2 separate regions of the Homo sapiens genome follow, and region 1 is linked to region 2. A link is an interaction called in ENCODE POLR2A ChIA-PET data of the cell type or tissue named here. Cell type or tissue: GM12878. All regions are shown on one strand. Each heading gives the region's core, and the rest is flanking DNA. Links, peaks and the distances in the headings are about the cores only.

Region 1 (10,917 bases), core at 5,875-10,874, 230 kb after region 2:
TTGAGCCCAGGAGGTCAAGACTGCAGTAAGCTATGAGCATGCCACCACACTTCAGCCTGGGTGACAGAGTGAGACACTGTCTCTAAATAATAGTAATAAATAAATAAATAAATAATTTTTTTAAAAGTCTAGAAGGAGGCCAGGCACAGTGGCTCATGCCTGCAATCCCAGCACTTTGGGAGGCTGAGGTGGGTGGATCACCTGAGGTCAGGAGTTTGAGACCAGCCTGGCCAATATGGTGAAATCCCATCTCTACTAAAAATACAAAAATTAGCCGGCCATGGTGGTACAGGCCTGTAGTCCCAGCTACTTGGGAGGCTGAGGCAGGAGAATTGCTTGAACCCAGGAGGCGGAGGTTGTACCACTACACTCCAGCCTGGGCGACAGAGCAGCTCCGTCTCAGAAAACAAAAAACAAAAAACAAAAAAAACAAGTAGAACGAAACTTCCCCAGCTTGATAAAGGGAATCAATGAAAAATGCAAAGCTAACATACTTAATGGTAAAAGACTGAATATTTTCCCCTTAAAATCAGGAATATTCAACATTGTTCTGGAGGCTTTAGCCAGGCCAATTAGGCAAGAACATGAAATTAGGCATCCAGATTGGGAAGGAAAAAAGTAAAACTATCTTTATTTGCAGTTGACATGATATTTGTTTACAGAAAATCCTAAGGAAAAACTATTAGAGCTAAGAAATTAGTTCAGCAAGGTTGCAGGATTCAAGATCAATATAGAAATATCAGTTGTATTTCTATACACCTGTAATAAACAACCCAAAAATAAAATTAAGAAAACATTCCATAACAATATTAGAAAAAGAATTAAATATTTAGGAATGAATTTGACATAATGATGCAAAATGTGTGCTCTGAAAACACCAAACATTGTTGAAAAAAAGGGCTTAAGTAGCTGGAAAGATATCTCATGTTCATGAATCAAAAGACTTAATATTGCTAGGCTGAGCGCAGGGGCTCACGCCTGTAATCCCAACACTTTAGGAGGCCAAGGTGGGCAGATCACTTGAGGTCAGGAGTTCAAGACCAGCCTAGCTAACATGGTAAAATCCCGTCTCTACTAAAAATACAAAAATTAGCTGGGCATGGTAGCACATTCCTGTAATCCTAGCTACTTGGGAGGCTGAGGCAGGAGAATCGCTTGAACCCGGGAGGCAGAGACTGCAGTGAGCCATGATTGTGCCACTGCACTCCAGCCTGGGCAACAGAGTGAGACTCTGTCTCAAAAAAAAAAAAGAAAAAAAAGAAAAAAAAAAGACTTAATATTGTTAACCTATTAATCTGACAATACTTCCCAAATTGATCTACAGATTCAATATAATCACCATCAAAATTCTGGTGGCTTCCTTACAGAAATTAACAAGTTAAACCTAAAATTCAAGATCCTGGAAATTCAAGAGCCCCAGAGTACCCAAAATAATCTTGAAGAATAAAAAAAGTTTGCCCCGTCTCTACTAAAAATACAAAAAAAATTAGCCGGGCATGGTGGTGCACGCCTGTAATCCCAGCTACTCAGGAGGCTGAGGCAGGAGAATCGCTTGAATCTGGGAGGTGGAGGTTGCAGTGAGCCGAGATCGTGCCACTGCACTCCAGCCTGGGCGACAGAGCAAGACTCTATCTCAAAAAAAAAAAGAAAAAAAAAGTTTGAAGACGCACTCTTCCCAATATCAACACTACTACAAAGCTATAGTAATCCAGACAGTGGTGCTGTTGCAAGGTGCACTAAGTGGGGTGCACTCTGATATTTTCTTTCTTTTTTTTCAGCAAAGCCTGACTTTCTTTTTTTTCTTTTTTTTTTTTTGAGACAGTCTTGCTCTGTCACCCAGACTAGAGTGCAGTGGCGCAATCTCCACTCACTGCAACCTCTGCCTTCCCAGTTCAAGTGACATTCAGCAACTCTCCTGCCTCAGCCTCCCGAGAAGCTGGGATTACAGGCATGAGCCACTACGCCTGGTTAACTTTGGTATTTTTAGTAAAGACGGAGTTTCACTATGTTGGCCAGGCTGGTCTCGAGCTCCTGGCCTCAAGCAATCCACTCGCCTTGACCTCCCAAGGTGCTGAGATTACAGGCGTGAGCCACTGCACCCGGCCAAAGTCTGACATTCTTAACAGATTTTATTATCTTAACTGGCATGCTTTAAATTCATAAAAGCTTTGGAGAAATAATCAATTCCCAACCCCATGAAAAGTATTTTGAATGAGGAAAAAAAAAAAAAATGGAAGTAATGATCTACACAGATACAAAGCATGCCTTAGTTCCTCCCATATCCCCAACTGCTATTTTGTGATAAAGAATTCTCAGAAAGCAGTGTTTTTAATACTCATCAAGTAGAATCTCACCAGTGTAAAGAACCAACAACATTGATCTGGTGCCTCCGCTCACTCTTTGCAGACCATTTTTGGATTCCTAAGGTGTAATTATACATTTCACATACATTTGTGAGATAAGATAAACATTATGTTTATATCCCACATGAGCCAGGCTTAAAGGTTTTCTAAAAACTGTGTGTGGCACTAGAAACTTCATGCTGTATCAAGTCAGTATCAGTATCAAGCTACTGGACTCTATAATGAAATGTTATAGATAAACATTTACTGAAAACCAATATAAAAATCTGGCCCAGACCAGGCACGGTGGCTCATGCCTGTAATCCCAGAACTTTGGGAAGCCAAGGCGGGTGGATCACCTGAAGTCAGGAGTTTGAGACCAGCCTGACCAAAACGGCAAAACCCTGTCTCTACTAAAAATACAAAATTAGCTGTGTGTGGTGGTGGGCACCTATAATCCCAGCTACTCGGCAGGCTGAGGCAGGAGAATCGCTTGAGCCTGGGAGGTGGAGGTTGCAGTGAGCCGAGATCGTGCCATTGCACTCCAGCCTGGGTGACAGAGTGAGACTCCATCTCAAACAACAACAACAAAAATCTGGCCCAGAAAGACCAGGATGGAAATATGCAATCTTCTTGAGTTAAGATGGTCAATTGTTTTTTTTTAATAAATAAAATTTTAAAAAGCTCTATACAGTTTAAGACAAGTATGTGTAAGATATGTGTATGTTTTGTATGTGCTGACTTGATCATGACAACTCCCTGATTTTTTTTTTTCCTCTTTTGAGATGGAGTCTCACTCTGTCACCCAGGCTGGAGTACAGGTGGCGCTTTCTCGGCTCACTGCAAGCTCCACCTCCCAGGTTCATGCCATTCTCCTGCCTCAGCCTCCCAAGTAGCCGGGATTACAGGTGCCCGCCACCACACATGGCTAATTTTTTTGTATTTTAGGTAGAGACAGGGTTTCACCGTGTTAGCCAGGATGGTCTCGAACTCCTGACCTCGTGATCTGCCCACCTCAGCCTCCCAAAGTGCTGGGATTACAGGCGTGAGCCACCGTGCCCAGCCGACAACTTGCTGATTCTTATGAAGGATTAGGGATACACATCTTCAGCAATGCACATGAGAAATAAACTCTGAAAAAGACAATTTATTGGGGTTAGGAAGGACCGTATTTTGGGAAGTGCTTTAGAGAAACAGACAATAATTCTAGGATTATAGCTGAGAAGGATTGGAAGACTTCAGGAGATGCTTCAGCTTCTAGATTTTGAATGTCGAATAAATCATTGAAGTGTGATACCTACATTATCCTTTTCTTTGCAAAAAATTGAATAGTAGCACATTTCTTTATCCTGAATAGCAGACATTCATTTTTTCAATTAGCTGTTTCTCATCCAAGGCATTAGAAAGATCTCTCTCTTGCTTCCAAGTACTAGCACTGGAATTCCTTGTAACTGTGGTTTATCTAGATTACGTAGCTCATTTCTCAAGGCCTCTATCTTCTCACGATCTGCACCATCTGTTATGTAAACAATAGCGTTGACTCCTAAGCAATATAGTTCCTACATGCTCCGAAATTGGGGTTGTCCTCCTATGTCCCAGATCTTTTTTTTTTTTGAAATGGAGTCTCGCTCTGTCGTCCAGGCTGGAGGTGCAGTGGCGTAATCTCAGCTCACTGCAACCTCCGCCTCCCGGGTTCAAGCGATTCTCTGCCTCAGCCTCCCGAGTAGCTGGGACTACAGGCATGCGCCACCACGCCCGGCTAATTTTTGTATTTTTAGTAGAGACGGGGTTTCACCATCCTGGCCAGGCTGGTCTTGAACTCCTGACCTCGTGAGCCACCCACCTCAGCCTCCCAAAGTGCTGGGATTACAGGCGTGAGCCACCGTGCCCAGCCATATCCCAGATCTTTACTGTGATGTTACCTTTAGTTACTTTCCTCGTGTCGAAGCTCACTGTGGGTATCATGTTTTCACTAAATTGACCTGACGCAGTGATATTCACAAAGCTGGTCTTGGCCTAAGTCCTGTAGCCCCACAAGCGTCAGTTCTAGCTCCTGCTTCCAAAAGAGCAAATGGAACTAGTACAGCAGGCAGGAGATGTGCGCCGCATGACGACCACTGGGAGACAGGATGGATGGGAGGGTCGGCAAACAGAGGCAAGGATGACTTCCACACGAGCCAGCCTTGGTCTGGACCACCCAACAGCTCCTCAGGATTCCGATGCAACACAGGTGGATGCAGGCAGGTGGCAGCAGCCCTGATAGTTTCTATTTCATTTTTTAAATGCTGGTCATGACACTAAACTGATTTTACAATCTACCAATGAGTGGGAACTTTCAGTTCGAAATACACTGACCTAGTGAACTCCTTTCATCATTTTCCCTCCCTGTCATTAATCTTATCTCTTTGCAAGGGAAAATAAACTCCTTGAACTGTTTTTACATCCAGCTCATTATGAACTTCTCTGTGGTCTGTGATCTTAGGTCAGCCTTTGGTACTATCTAGTTCCCTTCTATAAACCAAACATGTATTGAGCCCGGTCTCTGGCATGTACAACCCAGTGTTGGGCACCAGCAAACATGCAGGTAGGTTAGTACCCGGTTCTTAAAGAAATGACATCATGAGGCTTCAGCCTAGACAAGTACTTGGCCAAAGGGTGACCCCGCTGCGAAGTACACTAAGCCCCTTGGAGGCCATGAGATGGTCAGTGAAGGCTGCACAGAGGACAGATCTGAGCAGGGAAAGAGAGCAAGCAGGGAAAGATGCCAGGAGATGTTTGCAACTTATCTCAGCAGAAGTCGGGAGCCACTGATGGTTTTTGAGCCAGATAGTTATGAAACCAGATGAAGGTTTCGGGAAAGTTGGTTCAGCAAGTCCATTCAGCATTCACTCAACACACCCATATTAAGCACCTTCTATGTTTTGGGCACCGTTTAGGCATTGTAGGTGCATCAGTTAACAAAACGGACAATACCTCCGCCTCATGGCATTTATATTCCAGCTGCAGGGGTGGGGGTTAAGGAAGTCAAGCTTGTATTACTTATAAGCCACATAGTGTGTGGAAGATGAGAATGCGAAAGAGATAGGTAAAGGAGATTGGGAGTGCCATGCATGGGGAGGCATCATGTAGGGTGCCTGGAGTCTGGGAGACCAGTCAGGATGACAGGGTGTGGGGATGAGACCTGAGCTCCAGCAGTGGTGGCGGGAAGGACAGAAGGGCAGAAAGGCAGGGTTCAGCCTCATGCTCCTCTGTTCTTGTCTCCTTTCAGGAACACAATGCACAACATCCGTGGCAACAAGCAGGCCCAGGGAACAGGCCATGAACCTCCAGGGGAAGATTCTCCACAGAGTGGGGAGCCTCAGAGGGAGGAGCAGCCCTTGGCCTCTGACGCCAGCACCCCAGGTGAGCCTCTGTCCAGGGCTGAGCTGCCTTCAGGGACCAGCTCCTCACGGCTGGCACAAGTGCCTTCTTTCCTTCCAGCGAACCAGCATTTGTGCTTTTGTGTGTGTCTTAGTTGGCTTGGGCTACTTACTGAAACACCATAGACTGCGTGGCTTAAATAACAGATACTTATTTCTCACAGTTGTGTGGAAGCTGGGAGGTCCAAGATCAAGGTGCCGGCAGATTCAATGTGTGGTGAGGGCTCCCTTCCTGGCTTGCAGATAGATGGCCACCTTCTCACTGTGTGTTCACGTGGCCGAAAGAGCTCTGGTCTCTGCTGCTTATTCTAAGGGTACTGATCTTATCAGGGGCTCCACCCTCATGACATTAAATCTGATCACCTCCCAAGGGCCCCACCTGTTAATACCACCACGCTACTAAAAATACAAAAGTTAGCTGGGCATGGTGGCCAGTGCCTACAATTCCAGCTACTCAGGAGGCTGAGGCAGGAGAACCACTTGAACCTGGGAGGCAGAGGTTGTAGTGAGTCGAGATTGCACCACAGCACTCCAGCCTGGGTGACAGAGTGAGACTCCGTCTCAAACAAAACCAAAAACAAATGTACACATGTGATAAAATGGCATAGACCTATACACACATATTGTACCAACACCAGTTTCCTAGAGTTGATAGTGTACTATAGCTATGTAAGATGTCACCATCAGGGGAAGCTTGGTGAAGAGTACTTGGGACATGTCTGCACTATCTTTGCAACTTCCTGTGAGTCTATAATTTTTTCAGAGTAAAAAATTAAGAAGAGGCTGGGCATGGTGGCTCACGCTTGTAATCCCAGCACTTTGGGAGGCCAAGGCTGGAGGATTGCTTGAGCCCAGGAGTTCAAGACAAGCCTGGGCAACACAGGGAGACCCTGTCTTTACAAAAAAATAAAAAAATTAGCTGATCATGGTGCAAGCCTGTAGTCCCAGCTACTTGGGATGCTCAGCTGGGAGGATCACTTGAGCCAGGGAGGTCGAGGCTGCAGTGAGCCGTGATCATGCATGGGTGACAGAGTGAGACACTGTCAAAAAAAAAAACAGAAAAAGAGAAAGAAGAAAAGAAAAAGCACCCTTTGGAGCAGTCAGTGCCTGGCAGAGCCCTAGAGAGCACAACAAGCAGTCCAAGAGAAGGCCAGTGCTATATCGGATGAGTCACCATCATCATAACACTAGCAGTTACTTCATGCCAGTGCGGCAGTAAGCATTTTTTTTGGCAACAACTTTATTAAGATATATTCATGTACTATACAATTCACCCATTTAAAATGTGTAATTCAGTGGCTTTCTGTATATCCTCAGAATTATGCAGCCGTCACTATAATCAATTTTAGAACATTTTTATTACCCCAAAAAGAAACCTGCACCCTTAGTCATCAACCTTAATCCCCACTGCCCCATAACCCTAGGTGGCCACTCATCTTTCTTTCTCTATGGCTGTGCCTGTTCTCGACATCTGCTGTGAGTGGAATATACCAAGGAATATACCATGCTGTGACTGGCTTCTTTGACTTAGTAGAATCTTTTCAAGTTTCATCTGTGTGTACCAAGCACTTTACCTACCTTGACCTATTTAATTCTTACAGCAACTGGAACTGTATATATTGTATATATTGTTGTTATCCTCATTAGATTAATAAGGAAACTGAGGCATGGAAGGGTGGAGTGACTTGCTCACGGCCACAGAGTGAGTGACAGAACAAAATCTAATATATAAAGCAGATAAATCCACCATAAGTTGAAAATATCATAAGTTGAAAATGCATTTAATATACTTAACCTATTGAACAGTATAGTTTTGCCCAGTCTATCTTAACCATGCTTGGAACACATACATTTGGGCAAAATCATCTAACACAAAACCTATTTTCTAATAAAGTGTTGAATATCTCAACACTGTGTTAAACTGTGTTAAACGGTGTTTACACTGTGTTAAACAGTGGTTGTAATCAGATTTTTAAATGGAGGAAAAGATTATTTTTATGTCAATAAATCTTTTCTAATATGTACAAATGAGTTTCTTGAACACTAATAAAAAACACCTAAATTCTTTTTGAGACTCTAAATGAGCTACAAATTAAAAAAAAAAAAAAAAAAAAAAAAAGCAGAGTTGAGGCTGGAGTTGGAGTCTGGACTCCTCCTCTGCTCCTCTTACTCCACCTTCCTCTCCCAGTCAGCCCTTGAGGCACTCCTATGAAATCCAGGGCACTGATTGAACACCACTGTCTTAGGCCTTATTTTCTCTAATTATAAACTGGGCACTGTGAGGCCTGCCCTGCCTGTCCTCAGAGTTGGTGCACAGTCATGTATCAGAGGGCAGCAGTGCTACAAGGAGCTTCCCTGCTCCCCTATACCCCATTACAGGAAGGAGAAAGAGGTAGTACATATTTCTGAGCTCTGCAGGCTGCCTTGTACCCAGTGTAACCTGATTTCTCTTCGATCTGGAACAAGACTGTTCTGGTTTTGCACTCAGCAAGGCACTGTTGTTTTGTTCGTTTGTTTTGAGTCAGAGTCTCGCTCTGTTGCCCAGGCTAAAGCGCACTGGCATGATCTCGGCTCACTACAACCTCTGCCTCCCGGGTTCAAGTGATTTCTGGCTAATTTTTGTATTTTTAGTAGAAACGGGGTTTCACCATGTTGGCCGGGTGGTCTCGAACTCCTGACTTCAAGTGATCTACCCGCCTCAGCCTCCCAAAGTCCTAGGATTACAGGCGTGAGCCACCACGCCCGGCCGAGCAAGGTACTGTTTTTGCACTCAGTGTCTGGTTCCTGTCACCTACTGGAGTAACTCTTTATTTGTTCAAGACTGTTTGGCCAGCCCTTGGCCTGGTCTCATGCTAAGTCATTTGGCCTATCCCCAAAGCCCTGCGTGTCCCCTATCCTGGGATGCCATACCACATTCTTATTTTCAACACCTTTAACACTTTAGTCCCAAGAAATAGGTAATAGTTTACTAAAATGCATACTCCTGCAAATGAGTAATTTGGTTAGGAGATTTAGATAAGATCAATTTACGATCCTACAAAATATCTGAGAGTAGGCAGTAAATGTGGCTGTAAGCTCAGCAGCCAAGGCAAAGAGGGAAATGCAAGCAGCTAGATTATTTCCAGTGTCCATAAGACTAAAAACATATTTTCTTATAAGAAGCAAAGCTTTTCTTGGAAGTTCCTAGGGCTGAAGGGAATTTCTTCTGCTGGGGACTCATAATAGGCATGATGTATATATCCCATGTGAACAAGCTTCTCAAGGGCCCTTGGCTACATAGTCAGGCCCTTAAATGTCCCTTGATGCAGGCTGATGGCAGAGACCAGAAGCACAGCTGGGTCAGGGCAGGACAAGGCAACACAAGGGAATGATTCTCTGATGTTTGGTTTGATTTAAGAATAAAATTTTGATGACTTAAAAACAGTGGGTGGCAAACATTTTTTGTAAAGAGCAAGATAGTAACGATTCGAGGCTTTGTGGGCCATAGGGTTTCTGTTTTAAGCACTCAGTTCTGCCTTTGAGGAGTAAAAGCAGCAATAGACAGCACATAAACAAATGGGCATGGCCGTGTTCTAATAAAGCTTTATTTGTAAAAGCAGGCTGTGGGCTGGATTTGGCCTGTGAACCATAGGTTGTAACCCAGGAGATAAAAGGACTATGCATCCTTGAGACAATCAACTGTGGGGGAAATATATCTCTTAACTTAGCTTGGAATAAGAAGAATCAAGTTAAATGCTTGAGCTGCTCTCTGGAGCAAGAATGCAGAGTACAGACATTCATTTTGTGTTCCTATCATCAGACAGATCTGTGTGCTTTGAAAATCTCCTAGTACATAGAGGTGGGATCCTGAAATAAGGAACAGAACATCCTGCCAGGGCTTGTGCCTGAGGAGAAAGCCACTTGGCAAACACCAGCAGGGTGGCATGAGATAGACCAATGCAGGCTGGGTGGGATCTGAAGGAAGGAGACAGGCACAGTTTAGCAGATGGGCCAGCACAGTGCAATAACGTTTATGTAGGCCAGTGGTTCTCACAGTCTAACCCCTGGACAAGCTGTGTCAGCATCACCTAGGAACTTTTTAGAAGTGCATATTCTCAAGCCCTGCCCCAGACCTATTAAATCCAGAGCTCCGAAATTAGGGCCCAACCATCCGCATTTTAACAAGCCCTCCAGGTGCTTCTAAAGCAAGCTCAGGTTTGAGAACTGCTGATGTCATCAGTCATAACTTCTGCGTTTCTCCTCTTGAGCAGGGAGAGAGCCAGAGGATTCTCCAAAGCCTGCACCCAAGCCTTCTCTGACCATCAGTTTCGCTCAGAAAGCCAAGCGCCAGAACAACACCTTCCCATTCTTTTCTGAAGGAATCACACGGAACCGAACTGCCCAGGAGAAAGTGGCAGCCTTGGAGCAACAGGTTCTGATGCTCACCAAGGAGTTAAAGTCTCAGAAGGTGAGGTCTGGTCCCAGGGAGGCCCCAGGTTCCAGTGGACCCCTCCAGTTCCTGGAGCCTTTCGGATAAGCTAGATGGGACGCATTAGCCGTGCTGGGCACCAGCTACTCTCTGGTCTTTAAAGGCCAAACTGCAGAATGTTGAAATATGCTGTTGATTACTCAAGAACCTGATGTCACTCAAAGTAAGTCACAAAAGGGCACCAAGGGCAGGTATCTCTGGAGATCTACTCTAATAACTGTCTCTTGGACCCCTCCTGGAGGGCCATGCATGGTCTCACCCCCTACCCAGAAAATGACATTATTTAGAGGCAGGTGATCTGGATGCAGGGTCATGGGAGGGGCTGTCGATAGAACTGGGGGGAACTTTGACCTGGCAGCCGATATCTGGGCACAGATATCTGAATGACCGTCACAAGACTGTCACAGGAGAAAGCAAACAAGCAGCATGTGTGTGGCCCAGGGCTAAGCCAGGACCAACACAGAAACAGTGAAAGGAATATTTGGGCTTAATATGGTAAGAAGTTAATTACGAGAGTTACAAGAGCTATATAATAATTGTAGAAAACAGATCTCATACACACAGACATTAAAACTACTCCAAAATCCTACATCCCAGAGAGTAAATGGTATTAAAAGCCAGGGGCTACCTTATGAAGTAGTGAGGGTCCCAGGGCAAAGATGTGAGAGGGCTGCAGCTCCGGGCGGGA
Region 2 (10,917 bases), core at 3,713-8,712:
AGAGCGAGACGGAGAGCGAGAGCGAGAGCGAGACGGAGAGCGAGAGGGCGAGGGAGAGGGAGAGCTCTGTTTCTAAACTTTATCTTTTTCTTTTCCATTGTTTTTCACCAAAACATCTTAATTTTTGTAGCTTTATAATAAGTCTTGATAACTACTCATATAGGTTCTCCATCTTAGTTCGTCAAAACTGTCTTGGCTATTCTTGTCTCTTTGCATTTCTATATACATTTTTAAAACAGATTGCCAGTTTATACACACATACATACATACTTTCTCTGGTTTTTATTGGGATTTTACTGAATCTGTAGATCAATTTAGGGAAAACTGACATCTTAATATTAAAGTCTTCCAATCCATGAATTGTGTATATCCCTGCATTTAGTTAGGTCTTCTTTAATTTCTCTCAGAAATGTTTTATAGTTTTCTGTGTAGAATTATTGCACATATTGGCTGGGCGCAGTGACTCACACTTGTAATCCCAGCACTTGGGGAGGCTGACGCAGGTGAATCACTTGAGGTCAGGAGTTCAAGACCAGCCTGGCCAACATAGTGAAACCCCATCTCTATTAAAAATACAAAAATTAGCCGGGCATGATGGCACATGCCTGTAGTCTCAGCTACTTGGGAGGCTGAGGCAGGAGGATCGCTTGAACCCAGGAGGCGGAGGTTATAGTGAGCCAAGATTACATCACTGCATTCCAGCCTGAGCAACAAAGTGAGACTCCATCTCAATTAAAAAGAAGAAAAAAGGATTATTGTACTTATTTTGTTTGATTTAATTCTGGGCATTTGATATATTTTGGTGAACATATGTGCACATTACTATTGGGTGCATACTTGGGGTGGAATTCTGAGTCAGAGTAGCCATATGTTCAGCTTTAGTAGACTCTGTGACAAACAGCTTTCTAAAGTGGTTATACCAATTTACACATCCGCAAGCAGTGATTGAGAGTTCCAGTTGGTTCACATGCTCAACAACTTTTGGTGTGTCAGCTTTTTAATTTTAGCCAAACTAGTGGGTGTGTAGTGGTTGGTGTCTTGTTTTAGTTTAAATTTGCATTTCCCTGATGACTAATGAAGTTGGACATGTTTTCATATCTTCATTGGCCATTTTGATACCCTTTTTTGTGAATTGCCCATTCAAGTCTTTTGCCCATTTTTCCTGTTGGATACTCTGCCTGTTTCTTACTGATTTGTAGAATTCCTTTTTAGATTCTGGATATGAATTATTTGACAGTTATATGTATTATTTATATCTTCTCCTATTCTGTGGCTTATCTTTTCACTCTCGATGTATTTTGATGAATAGATATTCCTAATCTTAATGTAATCCAATGTATTAGTCTTCTTTGTGATTAGTATATTTATGCCTTGTTTAAGCATTTTCAGGATGGGGAGAAAAAAGTCAGAAAATAAGAAATGAACATATGAGACACATGGGATATGTTGAAAAAGTATAATATATGTATAACTGTGTCCTGGAAAGGGAGGAAAGAGAGACTAGGCAGAAGCAGTATTTGGTTTTGTTATTTTAGTTTTTTCTGAAAATCACCCTGTCTTGATGATTTGGTTTGGATGTTCGTCCCCTCCAAATCTCATGTCAAAATGTAATTCCCAATGTTGGAGGTAGGGCCTGGTGAGAAGTGATGGGATCATGGGAGTGGATCCCCCCTGAATGGTTTAGCACCATCCCTTTGGTAGCAAGTGAGTTCTCACGCTGAGTTCATGTGAGATCTGGCTGTTTAAGGTGTGTGACACCTTCCCCCTTGCTCTCTTGCTCCATTCTTGCCATGTGCCACACCTACTGTCCTTTGGCTTCTGCCATGATTGAAAGCTTCCTGAGGCCCTTACCAGAAGCAGATGCCAGCACCACGATTCTTGATTCTGCACCTGGAGAATCATGAGCCAATTAAGCCTCCTTTCTTTATAAATTATCTAGTCTCAGGTATTTCTTTATAGCAATGCAAGAACGGCCTAATACACCCACCCATGCTCGTGAAGATATTTTCCTATCTTGTCATTTAGAAGTTTTGTTATATCTTTCACATTTAGACATAGAATTTACTTGAAATTAATTTTATGTATGGTCTGAAATAATATATTTAATTTTATGAATAATCAATTGATTCAGGACTATTTATTGAAAAGGCCATAATCCCCCATCCCACCACTCAGGCTACAGTGTCACCTTTGTCATAAATTAAACAACTGCATATAGTGTGGATATATACACAAGCTTCTGAACTTCCATTTATCTTCCTTTGGTCTACTTATCTATCTTTTAATCAATATCACCCTGTTTTAATTACTGAAGTATGATTTGATACTTTGTAGTATAAATCCTTAATCTTTGTTCTTCTTTAAGATTTTCTTGGCACTGATGTCATTTTTCATTTAGATCTACTAACACATTTACACTTCCTATTACTTTTTTCCTTCCCACATTTCTATTTTTCTGCTTATTGTTACTATTATTTTTCTGCCAGAAGAACTTCTCCTTGGTCTTTCTTTTACTGTGACTCTTCTGGAAGCAAATCTTCCAAGTGTCTGGCTGTCTGAAATTTATTTTACCTTTAATATTGAGAGATGTATTGACTAGATAGAGGATTTTAGATGGCCTATAATTTTCTTTTGGCACTGAAGATGTCATTCCATTGTCTTCTGGCTTCCATTGTTTCTATTGAGTCTGCTGTCTGACTTATTGCTCTTTTGAAGTAATGCATCTTTTTTTCCTCTAGTTATTTTAAGATTTTGTTTTTGATTTGGTCTTTGGCAGTTTTACTACACTGTGCTGAAGTGAACTTTCCTTTGTGTTCATCTTGCCTGGAGTTCATAGAGCTCCATAGGATTTCATGAATCTGTGTATTGATGTGTGTTGGAGAAATAGAATAGTATCCTTTGAAATATTGCTTCTGTCTAGTCTCTCTTTTCTCACCTTCTAGGACACAATTATACATATATTATACTTTTTCAACATATTCCATGTATCTCTTATGTTCATTTCTTATTTTCCAAACTTTTTTTCTCCCTATGTTTCAGTCTGAATACAAACCTGTATTTGGTTCACTAATCTACTTTCTGCTGTGTCTAATATGTTGTTTCACCTATCTATTGAATTCTTTATTTCAATTGTTGTATTTTTTATTTTTAGAATTTTTATATTTTTTCTTTTATAGTATTCAGTTCTCTGATGACATTCTGCATCTTTTAATCAATTTTCTTGAACATACAAACCTTGCTATTTTATTTTATTTTATTTTAGAGATAGAGTCTTGCTCTGTCACCGAGGCCAGAGTGCAGCGGTGTGATCTTGGCTCACTGCACCTCCCAGGTTCAAGCAATTCTCTTGCCTCAGCCTTCCAAGTAGCTGGAATTACAGGTGCCCGCCACCATGCCTGGCTAATTTTTTTCCCATGTTGGCCAGGCTGGTCTTGAACTCCTGACCTCAGGTGATCTGCCCACCTCAGCCTTCCCAAGTGCTGGGAATACAGGCGTGAGCCACCATTCCCGCCAACCTTGCTATTTTAAAGTTCATGTCTAATAATGTCAAGATTTGGATCACCTATGAATTTGTTTCCATTCCATATACTTTTCTCTTCTTTTTCTTCCTTGCTTTTCTTTTAAAACAATTATCTGGACCTATTTCCTGGTGTACCTAGTACATTTTAATTAAATGTGTTGTGTATGAAAAATTGTAGAGGCTACAGATAGTGTTTTCTTTCTCCAGGGAAAATGTATTACTCTTCAAGCAAGTAGTTAGAGTAGTGGCAAATTGCCTTAATCCAGTGAAGAACTGAGATGATTCCAGGTTCGGTTTCAGTTTTTGTAAGGCCCAATCTATTTTGGTTTGCCCTGATTCCTAGTGTTTGACCCTTCAATGTTCTCAACTGAAATCCTGGGATATTTACTGACCCTGGACTCCAATTTTTATTTTCCCAATACTATTAAACTCTAAATAGTTCTGTTTGTTTTCTTGGCTCTTTTGCTTGGCTTCTCAGCCTCTTGCTTTATGCAGCTTAATTATCAAATATTTTAAGTAAAAATGCCAGTCTTAATACCAGGCTCACTTTTTTATGGTTCCCTTTACTCTGGCACCTTGGCCATGCAAGTCTTGCTACCTTGGTAGTCCAGAACTACAGTTTTTGGCTTCCTATCCCTGAGGGACTGCTGAAAACTCTGATCCAATGCTTTCTGTTTCTGTGACTAGCCTTCTTACTTACAAATCAGAAAATGCCTCAAAAGGAAAACAGCAAAGAATTTGGGGCCCATCTCAAAGCATTTATCTTCTCTCCAGAATGATGGATTCTCAGTCCTAGCTGTCCTGCTTGTTTTCTGATGTCTTTGAATAGCTATTTTAATATTTTATTCTGCTTTTCTAAATGTTCTTGATGGGAGCTTTGGTCTGATATAAGCGATTTCATCATAGAGTGGAAGTCTGAACTGAGATTATTTTGCTTAAAAGAAGGAGAATGCATTAGAAAAGGGGAGGCATCTCCCTGTCTTTGGCTCTTTGAGGGGCTGTTGTGTATAAAGGGAGCAGATGTGTGTATTGTGGCTCCGCAGGAACACGTAGCATGCGAATACAAGTTTCAGGGAGAGAGGTGCAAACTCTGCATCTGGAAGAACAGTCTCCTCAACATCAGCCATTCCCTAAGTGGAAAGTTCTGCCTGAGAGGCATAGTGAGCTTCCCAATACTGGAGGAGTATAAGAAGAAACTCAGCAAACACCTGGAAGTTGCTACTGAAAAGATCCAATAATTATCCAATAATCAGATCGCAGGAGGGACTTCATCAGTGGTTACCAATTTTTGTATGCTTGAAATCTGAGAAGGTTTTTAAAAATACAGATTCCTAAGTTAACTCACTCACTGATATACTGAACCAAAATGTATCCCTGGCATCTGTTCTTTTGGTTGTTTGTATTTTGTTTTTGAGATGGAGTCTCACTCTGTCACCCAGGCTGGAGTGCAATGATGCAATCTCGGCTCACTGCAACCTCTGCCTCCTGGGTTCAAATGATTCTTGTGTCTCAGCCTCCTGAGTAGCTGGGATTACAGACACCTGCCACCACGCGCAGCTAACTTTTTGTATTTTTAGTAGAGATGGGGTTTTGCCAGGTTGGCCAGGCTGGTCTTGAACTCCTGACTTCAGGTGATCCACCTGCCTCGGCCTCCCAAAGTGCTGAGATTATAGGCGTGGGACACCGTGCCCAGCCGTGGCATCTGCATTTTTAACAAGCTTCCCAAGTGATTTACAAACGGCAGCACGGGAACCAGCAAACTAAATATTCTCTCGTGTACTTCCAAATGAGACTCTGTGATTCAAACCTCCCACAGGGATGCCAGCGAGAAAGTCTGCCAGTTTCACCTCTGTGGGGATCAGTTGCAGATGTGGAAGAGGATGTATCCTTCTCCTGCCCTCTCTTCTGTCCATGAGGCTCCCCTCTCCCAGGAAGAAGGACTCAGCTCATTTCTGTTGGGATGACAGACTCATAAGGTTTAGTCACATTGTAGGTTAGCAAGCTTGTGTGGGCTAGCCTTGGGACCTAACCACTATTTATAACATAGTGTCTGTGGGAAAATATGTTCCAAGTTCCAACAAATGCCTTTAAAAAATATTCTGGAGGCCAACCTATCAGTAATTGGGACTATCTGCATAAGTTATTTTCTCAGAAACTTTTAGCATCTCACGATAAACTTGACCTCGGAGGATGGTAATTAATCAGCATTCGGTGTCAGCTTTACGATGGAAGAAATTCTTCTGCCTTGAATAATTGGAGGCCTGCTTTAAGAACTTTTTCTCCAACAATTGTGAGTGCGTTTCTTCCTGCTGTCATTGTCTTGCCCAAGGGAGTTGGTGCTGGCATCGCCTGGGAACAATGATGAATGGCCTGGGATATCATGTGGCAGCAACGACTTCTTTAACCTGGTGCTTCCAAAGACAGCAAGAACTGAGGTCACCTTTCAGGGCTTAGCTACACCTGTGTCTGATTCCAAGGACTCTACCCACAGAAATCTGGTAAAGAGCCGTGTTTCCAGTGTTCTTGGCCCTCCTCCTGATCCTTGTACCCGGGAAGGACAGTTTTTTGAGATAGATGAGTTTACAAGTGGCATATGTAAAGTTTATATAGGGACTTTTGTTGACCTCAAGGCCAAATCCAATAGACAATATGATCTTGATCCCCTTAGTGTCCCACAAAACAAAACAAAACTATATCAAGGAAGTTTAAAATTACACTCAGTTACCACCCAGTGAGACCACACTGGGAATGTTCACCTCAAGTCTGGACCTCCCACTTTTAAAGGATCATAGAAACCTTGAAGGCTGCTCCAGTGTCGTGTTCTGGTCAGGGAGGTGTTGTAGAAATGTCATCTGAATGTAGTCATTAGGTCGAACAAGGGAATTCAAAAATGGACACCACCAACCCTCGAATGCCATTGCGTGCATTGGAGAAAGCTCATAGGAGCAAAATCCAAAAGAGAAGTCAAAGGGGCCTCATTTCTGTGATGCTTAACGCAATTAATTAAAGAAACACGCATCCAAGTACTGTTTAAATCCTTTTAAAATGGTCAGTAGTTAACAACCAGAAATAGACACAAATCACATTTTAAAAAATCAAAGAAAATACAGCCAAGTAGTAAAAGATGGAAAAATAACAAGGAGACACTAAAACAAAACATTAAATGATGTGACATCACCATAGCAAGATGGTATAGGAAATTCACCTAACATAATTAGGAAATTCACCTAAAAAATTAAGATTGCTGGTTAATATTTAAAATAAGCTCATTCTAATCATTAAAGAAATGCAAATTAAGATTAAAAGAATACTTTTTTCTTAACAGATATATATGTTTTTCTTAACAAACTGACAATTGAGTTAAAAATGAAAATACCTATTGTCAAGGATGCAGGGAAATGACTACTTTCATACACAGTAGGATTACAACTTTTTGTATTTGGGAAGAACGATTTTGCTCTACAATGTGTGAATAGGTGTGCTCCTGTGTTTTACAGACAGAGAAACTGAGGCCTAAAAAGGGCCTAAGCAGGTATTGTTTGAGATTCTGGTGGTACCTCAGTGATCAAGACAGATCACATCTCCGACCTCATGGAGCTTAATTCTAGGTGGGTGGGAAGGGAGGAGTGAAACCACAGACCATAAGCAAGTAAACACATAAGGAGGAAAATTGCAGGGAGTGACAAGTGCAATAAAGAAGATAAAAACCCCTGGCCTCAGGCTGGGGGCTTTTACAACGGGTGGGTCAAGGAAGCCATCCCTGAGAAGTGACAGGTGCTGACATTTGAATGCTGAGAATTATCATGCCAAGAGCTGGGCAAGGAGCTTTCTGGCAGAGAAACAGCTTGTGCAAAGCCCTGAGGTGCAAGCCAACTTGATGTGATCAAGGGACCCAAAAGGTTTAAAGAGACAGAGCTTCATAGTGGACTGTTTCCTCCTTCTCTAGGAGGAGTGAAAGTGGCGGGGATGACTATGAGCTTCAAGAGCCAGCGGGCATGGAGTGTGGGCGGGTGGAGGAATGTGAGTAACAGGACGAACTCAGGGAGCTGAGCTGGACTAGAAATGCTGGTCTCTTTGAGGAACCTGGGATTTGGGGGGAGTTTCTGCCCACTGTGTATCTTGAGTGATGAGCAGAGTGGTGGTAGCTAGAGAGGATGCATTTCCAAGGAAAGCTGCAAACAGATCAAACCTGAGCCTTCCAGGAGGACCCTGAAACAGGAGGAGGCAGACTCCCGGCCAGGATTCATTCACATTTGGTCATGCAGAATTCATTGCCTGCAAGGTTCACAGCCGGGGGCACTTGGCACTCATCCCCAGGCATCTGTGTGGGTGACCCCACAAGAGACTTGGCTTCTTGGCCCCGGTGGGCTCCACCCACGGAAGACACAGTCTTTGATGGCCCAGCTCCACCACCTTCCTTAAAAACACTAGACATGGCCCAAACAACTTGTGGTGGTTTTCAAAAAGCAATTATGACTTTAGAAATCAAAGAGGAAAGAAGTAGCCAAGATGAAATGGGAAGGTAGTCTGGTGCCGCGCCCCCCCTCCCTCCACCACACACACACAGGCTGTGTAACCTTGGACATGTCTCTGCACCTCTCTGTGCCTCAGGCTATAGACTGACTGCATGCCCGTGACTGTCCCTAAGGGGCCCTTCTCAGTATAAACTGACAAAGAGTCAATTGTCCTGTGTGTGATTTTTCCCCAAGGAGGGTTTTTCCAAAGACCAAGCCGTGGGCCCTGATGACATTTCTGGCAGAGGAGTTCAGAAGTGATTTGAAAAAAGACCCATGAAGGAGCTGAGGGTAATGGGTCCCCCAGGGTGGCATTCATCTGGAAGTGCAAGTTCCAAGGTCTGGAGTAAAAAGGCAGTTTCGTTACTTTGTGGCCACAATCAAAATGTTAATATCACCAATGAAATTCCTTTATGAAATTCAGCTCAATGGGAGAAAAAAAAATCTTTTTTTCAATGCTGGCCTATTCGGACTGTTATATTATGGAAGGTAGATGGAATAGCAGGAGGGATGGATGCTGCCTGACACCTGAGCAACTGGGCCTTGCCCTGGGTCACATGCTCTAAGAGGTCCTCATTCAGGCCCCTCGGGGCCCAGAATCTGCAAGCCACGGACACAGCCCACTCAGACCTGCACCCCTTCCAGCTTCCAGACTGTGCCCTGAATTCTCAACCCATAAGCTGGAGCCACTTCCAGGGTCTAGGGAGCCTCTTGCCCCAGTTCTTGAGGGTAGACTGTGCCTTTGAGGGTACAGGGAGCTACTGATGCTAGAAGGGGAAGGAGGTATGGACTGAGCCTGGCTGGGCTGCAGGATGGAGAGGGGTGGGAAGGGAAGGGGAGGGGTGGGCTGAGCAGCACACTGTCAGCTCCCTCTGTGCTGCTGAAACTCAGAGAAGTCCCAGAATTCTGAATTCCAGCTTGGCCTTCCAGATCCCTAGGAAGGTGTATTTATTACGATGAGGAGATAGAGAATATTTTTGAACAGTTTGTTCATATGCTATAACTTTAACATTTAGACATACGGGATATGGGCCTCTACCTCACCCCAGGCCCTGCAAGTTTAGAGGCAAAGGCCTGGTTAGGGTGTATTATCCCCTCTCTCTAGTCTTGCCAAAAGACAGTTTAAATCTCAGTCTTGTCACTCACTAGCTTTGTGGAACTAAGCAAGTTGACCCCCCTGAAAATGGGGGGTCTGTAAAATGGGGACAATAACAGTACCCACCTTATGAGGTTGTTGTGAGGGTTAAATGAGATAATGCACGTAGAATCTAGCACTGTACCTGGCACCCTGTGGGCATTGAAGAATAGCAGCTCTTCTCGGCATCAGGCACCTGATGTCCCTGCCGAGTATAACTTGGGATTCCCCCAATCCCCTGTTTTTCCAGACTCCACAGCAGTATGAGAGAGAGTACAACAACAAGCGGTCAGGCGTGGGGCCCAGCAAGTTCCACGGGTACGCCTACGATGGCATCTGGGTCATCGCCAAGACACTGCAGAGGGCCATGGAGACACTGCATGCCAGCAGCCGGCACCAGCGGATCCAGGACTTCAACTACACGGACCACACGCTGGGCAGGATCATCCTCAATGCCATGAACGAGACCAACTTCTTCGGGGTCACGGTCAGTCCCATGCCTCTGGGCTGTTTTCCTTAGTGTTCCTTGTAAACATGCAAAGCAAAAGAGGGGCTGTTACAGGCTTTCTGTTATGTGATCTGTTATCTCTGATCATTGAAATAACTAATTGCAGGCCCTAGGATTGCAGGGCTGTTCAGACAAGGGGCAGGGGCAGTGTGTGCTCTCAGACACATTGGGAAAATGCTTCTCTGTGACTCATGGATAAGAAAGGGCATAGAGCCAGGTACTTGCTGAAGGTAGGCTTTCACTCTGCTACAAAAATGGTTGAAAAGCGTTCTATCCTTTTGGCTATTTACATTTTAGAGCAGTGGCTCTGTGCTCCCTGGCACAGTACCTGGCTTCAAGCTGCTAAACTACCTCCTGTTATGAAGATGTGAAAAGTTTTTTTGTCATTGAATATAAACAATTAGCACACACAGATAGCCTCTTCAATCTCCATGTGAATTTAGGATGAACTATGTATGACATGGTGCTGTAAATTCTTCCTCTTATGGACTAATTTTGGTGACCATCTTTCTGTCTCTGCAGTCTCTTAAGCAGATTGACTATGATGCATGCCACATTCAAGTTTAATTGTGTAATAAAACAGTTTTCTTTCTGTTCTGAAAAAAAGAAAAGAAAAAGAAAGAAAGGGCATAGAGGCCGGGCATGGTGGCTCACGCCTGTAATCCCAACACTTTGGGAGGCTGAGGCGGGTGGATCACCTGAGGTTAGGAGTTCGAGAGCAGCCTGACCAACATGGTGAAACCCTGTCTCTACTAAAAATACAAAATTAGCTGGGCGTGGTGGCACATGCCCGTAATCCCAGCTACTCGGGAGGCTGAGGCAGGAGAATCGCTTGAACCCGGGAAGCAGAGGTTGCAGTGAGCTGAGATCGCGTCATTGCACTCCAGCCTGGGCCACAAGAGCAAAACTCCATCTCAAAAGAAAAAAAAAGGGCATAGAAAGTTGACTGCGCACACAGTGCAGGCACAGTTTACCAGATGGTGGGCTGGGGTGGGCCAGGAGAAGCTCTGGACCCAAAATCAGGTTCAAATCCTGGGCCTTCATTTACAAGTTACCTTCTTTGAACTACAGTTTTCATTCACACAATGGAAATCATACTTACCTTGTAAGCTAGTTTTAAAGATTACACATTACATAATACAACCTTTTAATATTTATTAAGCAAGCTACTTGCTCTGAGCCTCAAGTTTCTCATCCGGGAAATGGGGATAATAATATAAATCTTGCATGGAAGTTGGGA

What was found. ChIA-PET counts read pairs that join two places held together with the same protein. Peaks named below come from ENCODE experiments on the same cell type or tissue, not always from the same donor. Only the 100,000 strongest peaks of a DNase experiment are listed, where the experiment ranks them.
Region 1: POLR2A ChIA-PET joins it to region 2 with 5 read pairs; 2 of 35 experiments call an interaction of 5 or more read pairs at or near these places.

What each region holds. Positions count from the first base shown.
Region 1 is chr9:98,228,243-98,239,159 of GRCh38, reverse strand. It overlaps TBC1D2 (TBC1 domain family member 2), which reads left to right. Exons shown (of 13, transcript NM_001267571.2): 4 at 5,611-5,744; 5 at 10,012-10,208. MIR6854 (microRNA 6854) reads left to right here and starts at 9,943; the gene lies at 9,943-10,011. It also overlaps the pseudogene LOC100131625. In GM12878, for the core only: no CTCF peak of the experiment used is centred there; a DNase peak (open chromatin) is centred at 8,259.
Region 2 is chr9:98,452,720-98,463,636 of GRCh38, reverse strand. GABBR2 (gamma-aminobutyric acid type B receptor subunit 2) reads left to right here. Exons shown (of 19, transcript NM_005458.8): 7 at 9,420-9,656. Among named protein-coding and RNA genes, the nearest start is that of TBC1D2, 200 kb to the right of the region's middle. RefSeq lists a silencer at 2,664-2,864. In GM12878, for the core only: no CTCF peak of the experiment used is centred there; no DNase peak of the experiment used is centred there.